Regions from separate parts of the Homo sapiens genome. Here all the other regions are linked to region 1. A link is a contact called in ENCODE Hi-C or POLR2A ChIA-PET data. All regions are on one chromosome and are shown on one strand. The core of a region is the stretch at or near the end of the contact, and the rest is flanking DNA. Distances in the headings are between cores, read along the strand shown.

Region 1 (2,700 bases), core at 176-2,675:
ACCCCCAAACAGCCCTTGACCCACACCGTTTGCGTTCAGTGAACGCGACAGATTTCCTGCCCCCTCCGTAACCAGATCCCCACCCCACCCCGCGGCCTCCGCGTTCCACAATCAGGACGCATTTGTTAAAAAATGTGCCGGATAATTAAAAAAAAAAAAAAGAAAGAAAAAAGAAAGGAAAAGAAAGAAACGTGCCGGAGAGGCGCGGAACGGGCGAGGGCCAGGAGGCCCCAGCAAAGCCTGCAGAGGTTTATCCCGCCCGTTACGAGGCCCAAGGCCATCGCCCGGTGAAGCGGGGTGGGCCCTGGGCGCGGCCGCTACGTGCAGCCCGGCCGCGGCGAGATGGAGCGTGGTCCCTGGCGGCCACCCGGCAAGGGCCGGTCGAGCTCTCGGGCCCCGAGCCATTCCCAGGCCCTCGCAGGCCGCCCATCTAATCCCGGCCACAGGGGACGGCACCGCGCCGCAGGGGCAACCGCCCTGCCTCCCGGCAGCGGGGCAGGCCAACGTTACGTAAGTCTCCAGCTGCCCCCGGGCCGCCGCATCCCGCCCGCCGCGCGGGGCACCCAGCCCAGCCCTCCGCCCGCCCGCCCCGGACACGGGGCCTCAGCACCGCCCGAGCCTGCTGGGAGCTGGGAGGCGGTGATGGAAAAGGGGGGTGGGACCGCGCTCGGAGACCGGAGCAAGTGGGCGGGCGCGACCAGAGCAGAGAGGGAGGGAGGGAGCGGACACGCCAGGCGAGGAAGGGGATGCGGGGGAGCGGACGTGACCAGCAAGCAGGGGGAGGGGCGGCGAGAGGGAACTGGGGCGCGGGAAGGGCGGTCGCGCATGAATGGAGAATGGACGCGGGAGGGGAACCAGAACGCAGTTTCAATGAGTTACACAGAAAGCATTAGAATCAGGGGACACGCACAGCTTGAAGAGGAGGGGGTGGAAGGACCAGACTTAAGGAGGAAGAGGGGAAAACGAGCACGGAACAGGCGGCGCGGAGAAAGGGGAAGCAAGGGTGGAATCAATCACGAGGGACCGAGAGAAGGCAGGCGAGGATGGAGGCGCATTGAGGATTGGGGCAGGAGGAAGAGGATGGGACCAGAATGAGGGGGTAGGGCTGGGGCGGGAAAGGAGCCGGCGGACCCGCCTGATCTGGAAGGAACGGCGCTGGGGACTTCTGAAGAGCAGGCCCCAGGCGTGAGGAGCCGTTCTCCTCTCTCTGAGCTCCACTGCATCCCAGACGCCCTGGATCCTGCGCCGCCCTGCCTGCGTGCCCGGGGCCGGCCGGCGCGCCGGGATTCCGCACTAGCCGGGCGACTGGCCCTTGGTGGGGACTGATGGCGTAGCCTCCTGCACCGCTCACCTCCGGCGCTGACCGACTCGGGCTACGCTGCAAAGACGAAGAGATCCGGAGCCACGGCGCGTGCAGCTGCTGTGCAAGGAGCCACTGCCTCAGCCTCAAGGTTATCCCGCTGCGGGCCGCCGCAATCCCTCCGCCGCCCCGCCCTCTGCCCAATCCCGGCTCCGGGCGACCCGGGCCCCGCCCCCTGCGTCCCCGCGGGCGCAGTCACCTTCAGGAGGAAGCGCGGCGGCGGCGGCGGAACGCGCGGGCAGGTTGCCCTTTCGGTGGGACTAAATTCTGCGGCGGAAGGACACAGATTCAGAGTCACATTTTAAGAAACCTGATGACCAATGGGGACGCGGCGGGGCAACGGGGCCCGCCCCCGGAGCGACTTTCCTCCCAGACCCCCGGGCGCCGGGCCACCTGTTGCCGCCAAGTTGGGCTGCCAGATGGGGTGTCTTTTCTTGGCTCTCGGCCCAGGCCACCCCAGCTGTCCCGGCCTACCTGGGCAGGGCCCAGATTTATGGGTTCCGGGGCAGCATTCTCCCGGCCCCGCCCTGCCACTCCCCACTCCTCCGGGTGTCTGCTCTGGCGCACCCTCGGAGACTGAGCTGAACGGAAAGTTGGGGAGAGCTGCAGACTTGTGCGTGGTTGGAGGTCCTGGCCGCCTTCGGAGGGGCTCTGGCACTGGAGCGGCAGTAGGGAGAACTAGGGACTGCGAAGTGGGCCTGGAGCGGGAGCGCGAGGCCGTTTTCCTCTTAGGACCATTCATTGTGTTAGGACCGCGGAACAAGGAAGGACCGGTTGGGGCCATGTGAATAATTTAGTAGGGTCTGGAATCCTGCAGAGCGAATGCCTCAGAGTAGAAAGTAAATAGACGGTGTTGATATTAGCGCAGAGCTGGGCATCTGGAAATATCAAGTCAGAACATTAGGGCCGATAACCTATGCAGGAGTCAGCATTTCTGTTTTCACCTTTGTCGTGTTTAAGTCAGTATTGTTGGAACTTTTCTTACATTTTTCTACAAGACATTTTCTGATTTCCCAGTTGTTAGCCAGCAACTAATGATGCGAGCAGTTATCAATTAAACAGCTGTTAACTCTTGCCTTCATTCACAGATACAATGTTGCGCATTCAAAATGTGAAGACCGTTCTCTTAGGTTCTTTTTTTATTTTCCTGGCAAAAGAGACCAAATGGGTGTGACCTGCTCAGGCATACCCGCTGCCTGCAGCTGAATCACAGGCCTTCATTCGCTTCCTGTTAGCTCAGATAAGCTGGGAGGAGACAGTGACAGCCTAAAAGTAAATTTCTGTTTGAAGTGAGATAAAAATCTTTCACTTTCTTCTGTAAGTCTTTCCTGGTCCCTTTA
Region 2 (2,700 bases), core at 44-2,543, 1.9 Mb before region 1:
TGTCACAGAGACCACCCCCTATAACACTTTACCAAGAACTTAATCCTCCATGAGCTCGCCTAATGCCTGCTCCTCTGTGGACAGGCAAGCCATCACTTGGGTTGGGAGCACCAGCCTGCAGCCAGACTACCTGGGTTTTTCATCCCAATACTGCCACTTTCTAGCTATGTCACCTCGGTTTCCCTGTCAGAAAAAAATGAGACCACATGGCATCTTGGTTTCCTCCTTGGATCACTACAGGGAGTGGCAGCAGCCTGGCTGCTCCAATTGGAACTTAAAAATCACTAGGGATCATGCAGGTCATAAACAAAAGGAAGAAGCACTACTATGGACTCAGGCTGCAGTTACAGTCAACAACCCTCCCTCCACCAAGATCAGCACAGAGAGTCTCTCCCCAACATCCTCATATCACAGCACGCTCCAGGACTGGGGAATCCCTGAGGATGGCTCAGGGCAGCCCAGCCTCCTTTCTGAAAACAGGATTCAGAGCTCATAGAAGCCTCCCTGCCCTGGGAGTCTCAAGAGAGCACTTAAGCACAGACACCTGGTTTAGCTTGGTAGGCACCCCTAGCCTGCGGAGCTTACCCCCGCCGCACACATCTGGAGAGTCAACCATTACAAAGAGAAATAGCAGGACTGGTCCTGCCCCTCCGGGATGGTGCCGCCAGTCTAGAGTAAAATGCCAAGCACGGGCTCAAGACTCCTGCTGAGGCCAATGGTAAGCCAGGCTGCTTCAGGAAGGGAGGGAGGAGAAGGGAGGGAAGAAGAGAGGGAAGAGGAAGGAGGGAGAAAGGGATGGAAGAGGGAAGAGAATCAGAGAGGGAGGGGAGGAGGAAGAGAGAGAAGGCGGGAGGAAGGAAGAGAGGGAGGGGAGGAGGAAGAGAGAGAAGGCGGGAGGAAGGAAGAGAGGGAGGGGGAGGTAGAAGGGAGGAGAGGGAGGGAAGGAAGGAGGCTCTCCAAGCCTCTTCAAGCCTCTCCATCCCTCCCTCTTCAAGGCAAAATATACTTTCTCTAAAAAAAAAAAAAAAAAAAACAACAAAAAAAACCCCCCTTCATCCTTTTCCTTTCTGAACAAGAGCTTTGTAACACTAGATGGTTGATCCGAAAATAACTATTTAGCCCTTAGACAGAGGTGTTTTTTAACAGGAGAAGCTGAGATATTTTGAAAGCCACCCCTGAGGCGAGAAAGTTGTGCAGAAGGCACTAATTGTCAACGCTCCCCAAGGACAGCCTGCCTGTTCCAAGGCAGGAGGAAAGGGCCGAGCTGTCAGCGCCCGATTCCTGGGGGAGTCTGCCTCGCCCGCGCTCAGCCAGCCAGGCCAGCTTCCTGCCCGGCATGGAGGAGATAAAACACAGGAACACAGACGATCTTACATAACCGAAGCGGGACTGAACATTTTCAGCAAATTACCTCTGTTATGAGCTCTGCCATAAAATCGCCTCACAAGTGAATTTAGTTTTTCTTCCCTCCGTGCCCAATCAATTAGCACATGAGTAATACCAAGCCCATTAGGACAAACTGATGCCGGGGGAGTTATGTCATCTGCTATAGAAATGATTGCTTAATATACCAGTTGGCTCCGAGGAGCTCTTAGCCACACACAATCTTGCCATAATCGATAGCAACAGTCAAACAACGCTGTTTCCAACGAGAACACTGCTGGGCAGAGCCTGAGCCAGAGCCAGTGTCGGGGACACAGAAGCTGAGTGGGCCCCAAATACCAGCTCCCTCCCTCCACCTTCCTCCTCCAACCTCCCCTCCCTGCTGCTGCCCTTCAAAGCCAACAGGAGAAGCCTGATGGTGGCTCAGAGAAATAGAACCCCGGACAGGTGGGGTGGGGGCAGCGACGGTGAGAGGGAGTGTCACTGTGGGGGCAGGGGAGTGTGCAGAGAAAGCCTGGAAGACAGGGCTTGCCAGAGCCTGGGAGTTGTGGGAATTCCTATCCAAGAGAAAAAGGAAAGGCATGGAACTCTTTCTGCCTCCATATTTCCTAGCAACTGCAGAATGGGCTTTCAAAAGGAATATTGAAAGATGTGTGAGATTAAACCCTCCGTGGAGCTGAGCATATGTGCATGCTCAAGGCATGTGTATGTGTGCACGTGTGTGGGCACATTCACACATATAAGCATAAACAAGGACAGGTGCCCACACCTACAAGTATATGTTTACATGTATGCATGTACAGTTGGTGGGGTCAGCATGGAGGGCTCTGTGTGTGTGTGTGTGTGTGTGTGTGTGTGTGTGTGTGTGTGTGTGTGTAGCTACTGGAGTACTGCATACATGTGTGCATATGAGTATACATTTGTGTGCAGGTATGTGCATGTGTTCCTATTATCCTAGAATGCAGCCGTCCTGCAAGATTAGCCGGCCTCCCCTATCACGTTGTTCAATCACAATTCTGGGCTGCAGAAACCAAAGGTAAAAGCTAAAAGCCTTTTCCCCAAGATGATAGGGAAGAGAGACAGCGAACTGCAGCTGGCAGCCACCTGAGCGTGGCATCATGGAAAAGTACCAGCTTGGTTTTGGAGCTAGATCGCCCTTGGATCTGGGCCCTGCCCTGCCATCTAGAAGGGCAAGTTCTTTAATTTCCCTGGGCCGCAGTTGCCTCATCTGTAAAACAGAGATGTCAGCGTGACCCCAAGAAGGCTAGGCTAAGGGTTGGTGCGCAGAAAGCACTTAGCAGAGCCTGCCAGAGGAAG
Region 3 (2,700 bases), core at 201-2,700, 1.7 Mb after region 1:
GCTGGCCAGGAGGTATTGGAAGCCCCCTACCTCTGGGCTGGATTCTGGGCATTTAAAGGGTAGAGACATGCTGGAGTCCAAGCCTCAGTCCTGAAGAACAGTGCAATGGGTGAACAAATGCTGCCTGGCAAGGATGGGGTTGGGAGGTCTATAGTTCCCAAAGAATGTCCACTCTAGTTGCCTCCTCTCTAGGTGGGCTCCAGGCATTTCCAAAATAAAGAATATACAGGAGCCAAATTAAGGACAGGTCCTTCATACCTTGTTTATAAGCCCAAGAGGGCAATTTCTGCCCTTCGGTTCCCAGGAACACGGTTGGAGAAGGCAGCCCAGGGGAGGCCAGAAGAGCAGTATTTGGAGTGTGATTTCTTGGATGCCAAAGCGTTCAAACTTCTGGGACCCCCTCCTATCCCTGCCATTCCCAGAAGGAACAGAGAATCTCCCAAAGCACTCTCAGGAGCCATCTGGCCTAATCTTCCATTGGTAAGCCGTGGCACCTGGATCAGATAGAGTAAGGGACTAAGCCACACAGCAACAGGACCAGGCCAGGTCTCCGGAACCCCCTTCTGTTGTTCAATGCTTACTGGCTTCTCTGCCTCACAGTGACCCCTGTCCCATATCAAAGACAGCCCCCAGTTTCATTTTATCCATGTGTACACTCAAGTTATTCCCAGGCTATGCAGAGCCAAGAGATGTAGGACAGAAACCATACGTGATGTCTGGGAAGTTGATCTCTCCCAGGATCTCACAAGTGCTTTTCAGCTCAGGGATACACCCCACTCTTCAGACTGGGAAAGTAAGCCCCTGAGGTGTGCCACGAGGGAAAAGGTGCAGCTCCAGTGCCTCTCTTCGCAGGCCCAAGAGCTGCGGTGCACCTGGGACCTGGAATTAGAGAGTGGTCCCTGTTCAGCATCTCCCCGAGGAGGCCCACCAACAAAGAGGGTGTGTCTTTTTTTTTTTTTTCTTCCTATTGAGGGTGTGGGATAATGGTGGAAGGAACATGCAAAGAGGGTGTGTCTTAATTAGCACTGGCTTTAGGGAACAAGGAAAAGGGAGAACCCGGGAGTACGGGAAGGAGGCTGGGGCAGACAGGAGTCAGAGGCCCATTCCAGCCCAAACGAGAAGCCAGTGAGCAAGGTGGAGACCAGGGATGCTGTGACCAAAGCAGAGAGGAATGGGCGGGGTGGTGCTGACACCCCAGCCCCGTTCTGCCTGCCAGAGCCCCACTTACCAGGCCCGAGTCCCCAGAGGTCCCCTCCTACTCCCTGCTCGATTCCCTTCCTCAGAGGCAGGTCTGTGGCTTGGCTGGGAACTCCAGGGACTGAGGGAGCACTGCAGCTGTGGGACCGGCGCATAGCTAAAAGCCGGCGGGCCATAGGGCCCCGCGGAGGAGGCCCCAGCAGGCGGACCAGGAGGCCGAAGCCTCCCGACGCTCCCAGCCTGTTGCTTATTCATTCAGAGTGGGAAAGCGCCAGCCGAGCGGCCAGCCAGTGCGGGGCTGGCCATGTAAGGCCCACAGGCGGTCCTGCCCGCCCGGTGCCCTGCGGAGAGCCTCGTGCAGCCCTGGGCACCGCCCCTGCCCTGCCCTGACCCCTTGGCCTTGAAATGCTGTCATCGGAGGAGCCGTCCCGCTCGGGACAAGGCCAGCATGGACAAAGCTAGAGCTGGGGCAAGCAAGGAGCCTTCCTGTCCTCGAGGCCGTGGGAAGAGAAGCACGCCCAGGGGGCCACTCCTGAGAGCCTCTCTGTCCACCAGGCCTCTGCAGAGGGGTCACCATGGCTCTGGCCCGAGGCAGCCGGCAGCTGGGGGCCCTGGTGTGGGGCGCCTGCCTGTGCGTGCTGGTGCACGGGCAGCAGGCGCAGCCCGGGCAGGGCTCGGACCCCGCCCGCTGGCGGCAGCTGATCCAGTGGGAGAACAACGGGCAGGTGTACAGCTTGCTCAACTCGGGCTCAGAGTACGTGCCGGCCGGACCTCAGCGCTCCGAGAGTAGCTCCCGGGTGCTGCTGGCCGGCGCGCCCCAGGCCCAGCAGCGGCGCAGCCACGGGAGCCCCCGGCGTCGGCAGGCGCCGTCCCTGCCCCTGCCGGGGCGCGTGGGCTCGGACACCGTGCGCGGCCAGGCGCGGCACCCATTCGGCTTTGGCCAGGTGCCCGACAACTGGCGCGAGGTGGCCGTCGGGGACAGCACGGGCATGGCCCGGGCCCGCACCTCCGTCTCCCAGCAACGGCACGGGGGCTCCGCCTCCTCGGTCTCGGCTTCGGCCTTCGCCAGCACCTACCGCCAGCAGCCCTCCTACCCGCAGCAGTTCCCCTACCCGCAGGCGCCCTTCGTCAGCCAGTACGAGAACTACGACCCCGCGTCGCGGACCTACGACCAGGGTTTCGTGTACTACCGGCCCGCGGGCGGCGGCGTGGGCGCGGGGGCGGCGGCCGTGGCCTCGGCGGGGGTCATCTACCCCTACCAGCCCCGGGCGCGCTACGAGGAGTACGGCGGCGGCGAAGAGCTGCCCGAGTACCCGCCTCAGGGCTTCTACCCGGCCCCCGAGAGGCCCTACGTGCCGCCGCCGCCGCCGCCCCCCGACGGCCTGGACCGCCGCTACTCGCACAGTCTGTACAGCGAGGGCACCCCCGGCTTCGAGCAGGCCTACCCTGACCCCGGTCCCGAGGCGGCGCAGGCCCATGGCGGAGACCCACGCCTGGGCTGGT
Region 4 (2,754 bases), core at 187-2,686, 1.7 Mb before region 1:
AGGAGCCTTATGCCAGCAACACCCCTCCCCAAAGTGACTGTGAGCTCCAGGTGGAATCAGTGAAGCTCTGCATGTAGAGGGAGGACATCAGGACCAGGGAGGAATGTGTCTTTGAGGTGGCCTCCCCTCTCCACCCCGTCTTGTTCCCATGAATGACACGCTGTGTCCTGGGGCCTTTCTTCTTTGTAATCCCAGTGTCACTGAGGGCAGCTGAAGTGCTGCTTCTTCCCAGAGCTGTGTCAATGTGGGGGTGGGGGAATCTCCTGAAAGCCAGATCAGCACCCTCTAACCTCAAGGTTCCTGGCAGTCATCAAGGGAGCGCCTGGGGACAGGAAGCACTGAGCTTCCTCCACCAGCTGCACACTCGGCCAGCTCCTGAGAGGCTCTGGGCTCAACAGAGCCCAACGTCCGGTGTGACCTGCAGAAGCTCCTCCCCCGATGCCAGCACCTGAACCTCGGGGTACTGCCTGGTGACGAGTGGCGGAGCTAAGATGCCAGCTCCAGAATGTTCCTCAGGGAACCTCTCACTGCACAGACAAGGGGGCATGAGCTACCCAGCGCCCCCCGGCGAGGCAGTCCCAGGCCCCGACATTTCAGCTGCATGTGGTGCCCCACAGGTGCCCATGAGGAGGAGCTGAGACTGCAGAGGGGAGCGGCCCGCTGGGTCCATCTGCCCACCTGCGGCACGGGGGCGTCTGACGGGCACCCCCACGGCACCCCAACACGGGGGCTTAGGGACTCCCACATCTCCATTATGAGGGCTCAGATTTGTGGGCCAAATTCAAGCCTGAAGCTTCTCTGTTATTTGGCTGCAAAAGAATTCCTGGTGGGAGTGAACACCACCCACCCCTAACAAGGTGTCAGCCCTTTACCTTCTAGCTCCTGCTGCTCCCAAACCCCAGAAAAACCCACTCTGATTTGGCCTTGAAAACCAGAACAGTGACCCTTGCTGGCAGCCAAATGTTTGCACCACAGGCTCTGACATCCAGGCGTCTTAGGGTTGTCTTAGACATCCAGACAGCAAGACAGGCAGTGGGCAGCAGACCAGAGGTGATTGAATGGCCAACTACACCCCATGTGAGAGCAAAGTCCATGAGGGATACCCCTCTCCCCAATTCTTCTGGGGCCTTCCCTCCCCATAACACTTCCATCTGCCCAGACAAGGGCTTCTGGTGCCAGGGGCAGCTCCCTTCTTATCCTTTATACTTGGCTGTTTGTGCAGACCACACAAAGATGAGTCATGCTGAAAGGCAGAACCTGCCCAGGGCTCCGTGAGTAATTTAGGCACTCACTCTACTTCTATTAAATCCCCTTCCCTTGAGGATATTAATGGGAAAGAAATCTGACTAAAGTAATTCACACTCAGGTGTAGCTGACTAATAGCACTATGCGGGTGGGGAGAGGTGGGGAGGATTACCTTTTAGGTGTCTTGCTAACCCCAGATAGAGGAAGAAATCTCAGGCAGTTGACCAACCCATGATATCAGCCCTGAAGGCAGCTTAAGAGAAAAGGCAGGGGGTTGCATTAGTTCCCCAACATCTCTGCCGGGAAAGGACCTCAAGATCCATTATGCATTTGTGAGGTTAATCACAGCATCATAGCTGCTCAGAGTCAGAAAGACCTCACAGGCCAGGCAGACCCCTGGGGTATGCAAATGTGTGCAAACTAACATCCAGATTGGCATTCATTATTCTGTGGTCACCAGCTGAGGGACTTCTGTGTGGAGCACAGCTACGCTGCTGGCAGGAGCCCTGATGTGGAGCAACAATATCCTACTGGAAATGCCCAGGGTGGCCTTGGAGAAACTCCAGAGGGGCACAGGGATTGGCCTGCTGGACCCAGCTCTGGAGGACCAGCCAGAGATGCACACACACTCACTCAAGATGAAGTGCAAGCCTGTGTGTTTTAGTAAAAGGCAAATCTGAAACCGCCTTTGCAAAAATCATAACTAAGGAAATTATGACAGTGAGAGAAACCTGACAGGGCTGACTCCATCTTGTCTCAAGCCTCACAAGTTGGCTCTCTTTGCTCATTCTTGGGCTTGGGCCAAGCTAACTCTGGGAGACATTTATAGTTTAAATAACAGCTCTTCCCAAAAGCTAACGTGTTCTTGTAAAACAAATAAAAGGCCACCAAGTTAGGATAAGAGGGGCTTGAATTCTAATTATTATCAGCTATTGTTCTGGAGGTCATAAGATTTACAACTTCTCCAATTACTCTTGAAGATAACATCACTGTTGTAGAACCTAACATTGGCCTTTTGAGATAACTTTTCAGTTTTTTGCATGTCTGGCAACCTGATGGCCCCAGCTGGACCTGCCAACCACTTCTGTGGCCCCCACCCAGGAACCGCCTCAGCATAAGAGGACAGCTTTGACTCCTTATGATTTCATCCCCAAGCCAACCAATCAGCACTCCTGACTCACTGTCCTCCTACCCACTAAATTATTCTTAAAAACACCGATCCCTGAATTCTCAGGGAGACTGATTTAAGTAATAATAAAACTCCAGTCTCCCGTACAGCCGGCTCTACATGAATTGAACTCTTTCTCTATTGCAACTCCCCTATCTTGATAAATTGGCTCTGTCTAGACAGCAGGCAAGATGAACCTGATGGGCAGTTACAAATCATGCAAAGATGATATGAAGCAAATTACAGGGGAATGACCACAAAACAATCACCATCTCTCCCTGCCTGGTAAGGGTCCTACAACCCTGACAGAGGCGGTATAGAGCGGCAAATCAGGGGGAAGG

The links. A loop is a pair of places that touch in the nucleus more often than their neighbours do. ChIA-PET counts read pairs that join two places held with the same protein, here RNA polymerase II (POLR2A). Pooled maps may share reads with other maps.
Region 2: a map of ascending aorta shows a loop between it and region 1 (7-fold over the local background). The contact joins the enhancer-like site here to the promoter of PKM in region 1. A Hi-C loop is called at or near these places in 1 of 168 maps with a recorded cell type or tissue (ascending aorta). POLR2A ChIA-PET finds 5 or more read pairs at or near these places in 1 of 52 experiments (activated CD4-positive, alpha-beta T cell).
Region 3: a loop to region 1 is called in a pooled map, with 2.6 times the contacts of the local background. The contact joins the promoter of LOXL1 here to the promoter of PKM in region 1. A Hi-C loop is called at or near these places in 4 of 50 pooled maps. POLR2A ChIA-PET finds 5 or more read pairs at or near these places in 2 of 52 experiments (A549 and BJ).
Region 4: a pooled map shows a loop between it and region 1 (4-fold over the local background). The contact joins the promoter of LINC02205 here to the promoter of PKM in region 1. A Hi-C loop is called at or near these places in 2 of 37 single-sample maps with no recorded cell type and 5 of 50 pooled maps.

What each region holds. Positions count from the first base shown.
Region 1 is chr15:72,229,765-72,232,464 of GRCh38, forward strand. PKM (pyruvate kinase M1/2) reads right to left here and starts at 1,426. Exons shown (of 11, transcript NM_002654.6): 1 at 1,352-1,426. RefSeq lists silencers at 298-807, 1,368-1,867.
Region 2 is chr15:70,375,683-70,378,382 of GRCh38, forward strand. No RefSeq gene overlaps it. Among named protein-coding and RNA genes, the nearest start is that of LINC02205, 130 kb to the right of the region's middle. RefSeq lists an enhancer at 2,298-2,700. Within about 2 kb of position 1,294, at least 18 of the 41 ENCODE cell types and tissues checked have a DNase peak (open chromatin) inside an H3K27ac peak, as active enhancers do; they include ascending aorta, where a contact is called at or near this core.
Region 3 is chr15:73,925,012-73,927,711 of GRCh38, forward strand. It overlaps LOXL1 (lysyl oxidase like 1), which reads left to right and starts at 1,451. Exons shown (of 7, transcript NM_005576.4): 1 at 1,451-2,700. The coding sequence starts at 1,773. All of the region lies in intron 1 of LOXL1-AS1 (LOXL1 antisense RNA 1), which reads right to left. RefSeq lists an enhancer at 1,957-2,700 and a silencer at 2,699-2,700.
Region 4 is chr15:70,504,492-70,507,245 of GRCh38, forward strand. LINC02205 (long intergenic non-protein coding RNA 2205) reads right to left here and starts at 1,437. Exons shown (of 2, transcript NR_146562.1): 1 at 1,418-1,437. RefSeq lists enhancers at 1-52, 1-35, 1,326-1,375.